3 separate regions of the Homo sapiens genome follow, and regions 2 and 3 are each linked to region 1. The links are chromatin loops, found by intact Hi-C in ENCODE. Cell type or tissue: heart left ventricle. All regions are shown on one strand.

Region 1 (2,500 bases):
GGTGCTGGCATCTGGTGAGAGTCGTCCCACGCTGGAAGGTGGAAGCAAGTGACAGAGAGGGAAGGGCGGAACTCATCCTTTTACCAGGAACCCCTCCAAGGATGGCAGAGCCCTCCTGACCCAGTCACCTCTTCAAGGCCCCGCCTCCCACACTGTTACCATGGCAACTGAGTTTTTAACACATGAGCTGTTGGAGGGACACAGACCATAGCAGAGAGTAAAGGAGAGTAGGGAGAACAGGGGACAGGAGGTCAAGTAACTTTCAAATAGACACCCTAGGTCACCAACGGCATTCGAAGAGGCCATGAGACCCTCCCCAGCAGCCCAGTGCAGGTACGGTTCAGGTACCCCGGCTGAAGGAAGCCGGTATTTTCCTGTGGAGAACCCAAGTACCAGAATTTCAGCAGATGACATTGGGGAAGAGGGGAAATCACAAGAAAATAAATTCCCTTCAGGGATTTCATTTGAAAAGCGCCACCTTGGGATACAGATGTGGGATACAGACTGGAAGTCACCTGAATGACCGCCTATAGGCAGCTAGTCAGATAAAATGCTATACAGCTGTGAAGACTGGCGGCTCTCAGTGTACCTAAGGATATCCCCTACTTACTAAATGTGCCCAAGTTCAGCTTCCAGTTACCTGTGGGCAGTTCAGCAATGGCCCATTCACTGCGACCTGTTTCCCATGTGGGCTGTCCATTAATTATTCCACTTGACCGATATTGAAACCCAGGGTCACATTCATTCATCAAATATTGTCTAGGGGCTGGTGGGCAGGCCCCCTGGAATACAGCCAGGAACCACAGACCCTGACACTCCTCCTGCAGTCACAAGGTACTGTTCGCATCACTTTCTCTCCATCAAATCTTTTTTAAAAAATTTATCTAAGGGGTTATAACATTAGAGAAAGATTAGGAGTATAATGTTAGAGAAAGTTATCCTCACTACAGCTATCCTTCTTGTTAAGACACCAGGCCGGGTGCAGTGGCTCATGCCTGTAATCCCAGCACTTTGGGAGGCCAAGGCGGGTGGATCATATGAGGTCAGGAGTTCAAGACCAGCCTGACCAACATGGTGAAACCCCCATCTCTACTAAAAATACAAAATTAGCCGGGTGTGGTGGCGCACACCTGTAATCCCAGCTACTCAGGAGGCTAAGGCCAAGAGAATCGCTTGAACCCGGAAGGCGGAGGTTGCGGTGAGCCGAGATCGCGCCGTTGCACTCCAGCCTGGGTGACAGAGCAAAACTACGTCTCAAAAACAAACTCCCATTTATCCTCTACCCCTTTAACAAATGCATGTCTCTCTTTTATGCACTTTCAAATGTGTGTGCCGACGCTAAAAAAAAAAAAAAACCCCACCCTGCAGGCTGAGACCCCTGTGGTACGCGCGTCCCCACTGTCTTGAGCACCGGCTGGCGAAGGTGTCTGCAGCGGCGTCTCTGGCCGACAGGGGGCAGCACGGCGCCAGCGTCCTCGCCCAGCGCACTGGCTGCCCGGGCCGGCCCACCGCGTGGTCTGTGGAATTTGGGGATGGGAGGTGCTTTTCTTTCTTCTCTTTCTTTCTCTTTTTTCTTTTTTCCTTTCTTTTCTTTCCTTCCTTCCTCCCTCCCTTCTTTCCTTCCTCTCTCCCTCCCTCCCTTCTTTCCTTCCTTCCTTCCTCCCTCCCTCCCTCTTTCTTTTTTATAACGTTTTTCCTTGGGTCCCTGCTTCCAAACTGTGGGTTATTTTCTAATGTCTTAAAGCAAACTAAGCCACGCCTTCACGGAGTCTCTGCACATAGTACATGAGCACAGGTGCAGTGTCCTTTCGCCGCCATCCTCTAATGACAACGCTTTGTTGAGAAAACGAGGGCGTTAGAGAAAGGAAGAGTGAAGGACAGAGGGCTCTGCTGCCTGGCTGGGAAGGTCTCAGTCACAGCCTGTGAGACGGCCGGCGGGACATTGTTCATCCTCATTCATTCTTGGAGAAAAAGAGAAACTCATTGTTTAAAGCAGCTTATTTAAGAAATGTTGGTATTTTCCCCCTAAAATGTTTGTATGCTTAAATGACCTTGAACTGGCCAAGGTACAGCACAGACCCCGCTACTCCCCCCTTGCCCCAGCTTCTTAAAATACAGCAGGCTCTACTGCACCTATCACTGTTTCACAGGGTAAAAATAAAAGCATTGTCAGGAGCATTGTTATGGGATTAAAGTCTCTCGTTCTGAAAATAGGTATGTTCGTTTTGCTTTGATAGTTATTTTCCCCTTACTGCCTGGGTTTTACTTTAGCATTCTTAGAGTAACCAGGGATGATGATAATATTTCATTCCATCAGCGCCTCTTGCAATGCTCCTCACCTGAATAAAATGCATGTGCCCTAATGCCAACAGAATGATTTGGGCAAATTCAGGAAGTTCCCCACATGCCATGAAGTGAAATTCCTCATGGTGTCTGTCTTCCAGAAGTGACACATGAAAAACTGGCAATGAGCACACTGCTCACTAAATAAGAGGCCAAA
Region 2 (2,500 bases), 160 kb after region 1:
TAATGTTTAAGACAGCAAACCCAGATCTGATTATGCCAAAATATTTTATATTTTTTAAGTGAATACTTACCCAAAATATGCTTGCAAACTGCAAATGGTGATTTTGATTTCCTAAATGATAAGAATATGTGCTCTGCATGCTGGCGTTGTTCATTATTGACCATGGAAGGTGGTGCCTTGAGAGTTAAAGACAAGAACAGATACACTTATCTAATGACAAAGCTTAAATAATATCAATATTTTTACCCACAAGAACAGAAAATGCCTTCACTTTTGGGGGGCAAGAGGAACAAATTCTTGCTTAACTTTTTAAGGAATTATAGTATAAAACTTGATAATAAATGTTTAAAACATGGTTTCAGAAAAAAGGAAAAAATTCCTGGCAAGGTTTGGGTCAGAATCCTTTAAAGGTTTTTAAAAAACCTGCATTTTAGAAAAACAGATACTTATCTAACATTTTTTGGGGGATTTAACAATTAGTTGACTTATTATCACCTTTTATTCCAAAATATACCACTTGGACTAACTTGACCTAGTTCAAATAACTTCAAAATTCTTCAATACTGGGGATATTGAATCCAAGTTACTAAAAATCAGTTTCCAAAAGCAATCCTTTAAGACACAGGATCAAATATTATTTCACCTCAAGTTTTCTAAAATCACTATCAAACCAGAAAAATTTGGGAACAGTTAAAGTTTGGAATTTATGAAATGTATTTCTGAATAATAAATTAATCACTCAAAAAAATCTAGACTTCTCTCTTAACAAAAACAATTTCTAAAGTCTGACCAAGTTTTTAAATACCATTTTGGTGTTAACAATCGTTCTTCTAAAGATAATAATCTTCTGAGCCAGATCTACCTAAAACGTACATTCCTGTTACATGGTTTAGTTAACTTTTAACCTATTAAGACTTACAAATACTTAATTTGGGAAAGGGGGCTGGAGGTAGATGGCAGGAAAATAAACCTTTATTATTCAAACCATTGAATAAAGAGGGCAACTCATAATTTCAATTATATTAAATAATCTAGATGATGAAAAATGTTACAATCAATTATATTAGATCAACACTCATTATAAATTATATCAATTATGCAACATTAGTCACTAATTTCAGTCAAAATAATAAAAAAAAAAGTTATTCACCCAGGAAAAATTAACTACTGTGAATCTCTGGCTTCAGAGAATTCTTATAATTAGCTAAAGCCAGTTCAGACTACTATTCCTAATCATATAGCACCCTCTACAGTTCTCTAAATAAAAATGAAAATATTTCCATTAAAGAACTGTGTTGGCTGGTCCCAGTCGCTCATGCCTGTAATCCTAGCACTTTGGGAGGCCAAGGCGGGAGGATAATTTGAGATCAGGAATTTGAGACCAGCCAGGCAACATGGTGAAACCCAGTCTCTACTAAAAATATGAAAATATTAGCCGGGTGTGGTGGTGCACACCTCCCAGCTACTCAGAGGCAGAAGCATGAGAATCGCTTGAACCCGGGAGGCAGAGGTTGCAGTGAGCTGATATGGCGCCACTGCACTCTAGCCTGGGTGAAGGAGTCTCAAAAAAAAAAAAAAAAAAGAATTGTGTTAAATTCTTTAACACTTCTTTAAAAAGAATTTTGAGTGTGGTGGCTCACACCTGTAATTCCAGCACTTTGGAAGGCCGAAGAGTACAGGTCACCTGGGGTCAGGAGTTCGAGACCAGCCTGGCCAACATGGTGAAACCCCCGTCTCTACTAAAAATACAAAAAAATTAGCCAGGCATGGTGGTGCACACCTGTAAATCCCAGCTACTTAGGAGGGTGAAGCACGAGAATCACTTGAACCCAGGCAGCAGAGGTTGCAGTGAGCTGAGATCCCGCTGCTGCACACCAGCCTGGACAACAAAGCCAGACTCCATCTCAATTAAAAAAAAAAAAATTTACTAATAAAACTGTGAGGGCTGGGTGCGGTGGCTCATGCCCGTAATCCCAACACTTTGGGAGATCAAGGCGGGTAGATCACCTGCCTGGCCAACATGGTGAAACCCCATCTCTACTAAAAATACAAAAATGAGTCGGGCTCAGTGGCAGGAGCCTGTAATCCCAGCTACTAGGGAGGCTGAGGCAAGAAAATCGCTTGAACGCAGGAGGCAGAGGTTGCAGTGAGTCAAGATCGCGCCACTGCACTAGAGCCTAGGTGACAGAGTAAGACTCTGCCTCAAAAAAAAAAAAAACTGAACAGCAAACTATATTCTAGAAGTATTTTTGTCTTTCCATTTTCAAATTATTTTGTTTGCTTTTTGTGTTTTTTGTCTGTTTTGGAGACAGCCTCACTCTGTTGCCCAGACTGGAGTACAGTAGCATGATCACAGCTCACTGCAGCCTCAACCTCCAGGGCTCAAGTAATCCTCCTGCCTCAGTCTCCTCAGTAGCTGGGACTACAGGCATGCGCCAAGCCCAGCTAATTTTTGTATTTTTTGTAGAGATGGGGTCTCACTATGCTGCCCAGGCTGGCC
Region 3 (2,500 bases), 120 kb after region 1:
GTTCAAGTACAGAGGAAGAATACAGGTGGCAGAAGCAAAGGGAATCATATTTATAAATTTTGCTACTTCTGGATATATGAAAAACTCTATTCCAAGGAAATGAGGAGAGTCTCTCACATTCTAATTATGCCCTCCAGGTATAATACAGCAAGGGGGGCAACAGTGTGTTTTGGTAAGAGGGAGATGATAAGCTAAAGATTCAATAAATCTTACAAAAGTATCAGTAAGAAAATACAGGAAGAAATCTTACAAAAGGAAACTATTAAACCTAAACCAAAATTCTCATATAATTCTCTCCTCTATCTTTTTATAAATTATAAAAAGCATATACTCTATTAATACTTCTGGATATCAATTATTTACATTAAGGGAAAATGGATATGAGTTTTATTTAAAAAGGGTTTTTCCCAGATATAAAATGGAATTCATTGCAATGGCTCATGTAACATCAGATTCAAAATAACCCTGAAATCTGATTTTTTAAAATCTTGGTTTAGCCTCTCCTAATCATGGTCTGTTTTTCAGCACACTGTCCCTGATGCCCAATTCCATGGCCAATTTCCTTCAAGTGTTGGTAACCAGAATAGTTTTAAGATTATAATTCCTTACACGTGGCCACGAGCATGGGAGATTTATGAGTTAGTATGTAATATCTATCAGAAAATACCTTTCCCCATAATTATTACAAAACTCCATGTTACTTTTGTTTTCCAATTCCAAACCTGGAAAGGATTTTTATCTCTGGCATGATGTTTGCCTTCTAACAAGAATGCACACTTGTAATGCTCCATGCAAAGAGGCTACACTTACCTTCCACTGAAAAACTAATCTACAACACTGCAGACTTCACTACCTTCTATCAGCCAGCCTGGTTATACCACTAATAATACCACTATTATATACCATAATAAAAATGCACATGTACTATATTATACTTTTCATAGGACACAATTACAATCCTGTAACTACAAATCATATCCCACTCTACTAAAAAAAATTAATTATTCCCAAAAGCATTTAAATAAAAAACATGAAACAAAAAGAACAGTATAATAAACGTTTATATGGAACAGCATCATAATGTTTATACAGAACAAATGTTTAAAGACAATGTTATTTTGACAAGAAATATGTTTTAGTTATCAGACTGTACCATGAAACTGCTGAAGTTGCTGCCCCGAATAACAGACTATGCTGGCTTTTATATGGGAGAAAGGCTTACTATGCATTGTATAATGTTTAATATTACCTAAAATATTGTTATTATTCACGTACATGCATTACTTTTCAATTTGAAAAACAAAACTAGTGAAGAGCATATCACAATGTGGGCAGAATAATGATACACAAATCTGGACCATATCTTTACATTCAAAATAATATAAAGAATTAAGGTAATTCATTTTTAATCAGGTATTCTCAAATGACTATTTCTATCTGTATGTATAAGAAATAAAAAAAACCATTTCAACCCCAGATAATTCTTAATAATTCTTATAAGAAATCAAAAAAAATACCATTTCTACCCCAGATAATTCTTAAATTCTTAACTTAAAAAACAAACAGAACCAGTACCACCAGAATTCAGAAATCTAGCACTACTATTCTTAAAGCAATATTTTAAAAATAATTTCAAGGTTAAATAAAGCAAGATGTTCATTTAAAAATAATTTTAATAAAACAATAGTTTCCTTTTAAAACTTTCAAAAGTTTGGTTTATAGTCACCACTTTAGCATTTTATAATATCTGCACATTACATTGTTTTATCTTTTACAACAAATATGTCACCACGAAAGAACAGTTTGACAATGAACTGATTATTTACTAAACTGTCTTTTATTACATGCTAGTCAAATTTTATGAGACACACAAGTCACAAAAGATTGGAACTAAATAGCTATTACTTCACCGAAGTTCAAATAAGAGTGTAATTCAAGAATTTTCTTGGGCTATGGCTTTATATATTTTTCTAAAATAAATACTGAATGCATGCAATTTATATTTTTATCAGAATAATTCATTTGTAACCAAACAAAACACAATTCCATCAATAAGAAAGCCAAACAGAGCTGCTTTCAGTCTTTTGCTAACCCTTTATCTTAAAAAAAATCTATCATACACATCTAATCTTACTTTACCTTCCCATCCATGTTCTCACCAAATTAAAGAATCAGGACATTTAGTACAGTGATTTTTTTTTTTTTTTTTTTTTTTTGGTCTCTGTACCAAATACAAGTCCACTCCCTCTTAGCAAGGGTTCCGGCAAGGGATCCAATTCTGAAGTGCTAAAACCCAACCAATCTTCTAAGCTCATTGCCATCATAATCCCTTGGAAAATCAGTTCCAGCTACATGTAAATTCAACTGCACCACAGAAGAGTGAAGAATCAACTCTCCATTCCCTGCCCCCTCTCCCACAACAATCCTATCTAGCTCTAAAATTCTCCACTTAGGAAAGCTCACCAACTTCTGTGAAATCAAAGGCATATATAAACATGCC

Evidence for each region. Hi-C counts contacts between places; a loop is a spot of excess contacts. Peaks named below come from ENCODE experiments on the same cell type or tissue, not always from the same donor. Only the 100,000 strongest peaks of a DNase experiment are listed, where the experiment ranks them.
Region 2: a loop joins it to region 1, with 17 times the contacts of the local background. A loop is called at or near these places in 18 of 110 quality-filtered maps.
Region 3: it touches region 1 in a loop (9-fold over the local background); 92 of 110 quality-filtered maps call a loop at or near these places.

Annotation. Positions count from the first base shown.
Region 1 is chr13:20,711,334-20,713,833 of GRCh38, forward strand. The region is part of intron 1 of IL17D (interleukin 17D); the gene reads left to right. Among named protein-coding and RNA genes, the nearest start is that of IL17D, 8.9 kb to the left of the region's middle. In heart left ventricle, a CTCF peak has its summit at 1,441 (motif pointing right); a DNase peak (open chromatin) is centred at 1,488; H3K4me3 peaks cover 1,090 bases; H3K27ac peaks cover 1,269 bases.
Region 2 is chr13:20,868,526-20,871,025 of GRCh38, forward strand. It overlaps XPO4 (exportin 4), which reads right to left. Exons shown (of 23, transcript NM_022459.5): 2 at 71-176. Among named protein-coding and RNA genes, the nearest start is that of XPO4, 33 kb to the right of the region's middle. In heart left ventricle, a CTCF peak has its summit at 1,237; no DNase peak of the experiment used is centred here.
Region 3 is chr13:20,829,613-20,832,112 of GRCh38, forward strand. The region is part of intron 6 of XPO4 (exportin 4); the gene reads right to left. Among named protein-coding and RNA genes, the nearest start is that of EEF1AKMT1, 57 kb to the left of the region's middle. In heart left ventricle, no CTCF peak of the experiment used is centred here; no DNase peak of the experiment used is centred here; H3K4me3 peaks cover 2,163 bases; H3K27ac peaks cover 2,310 bases.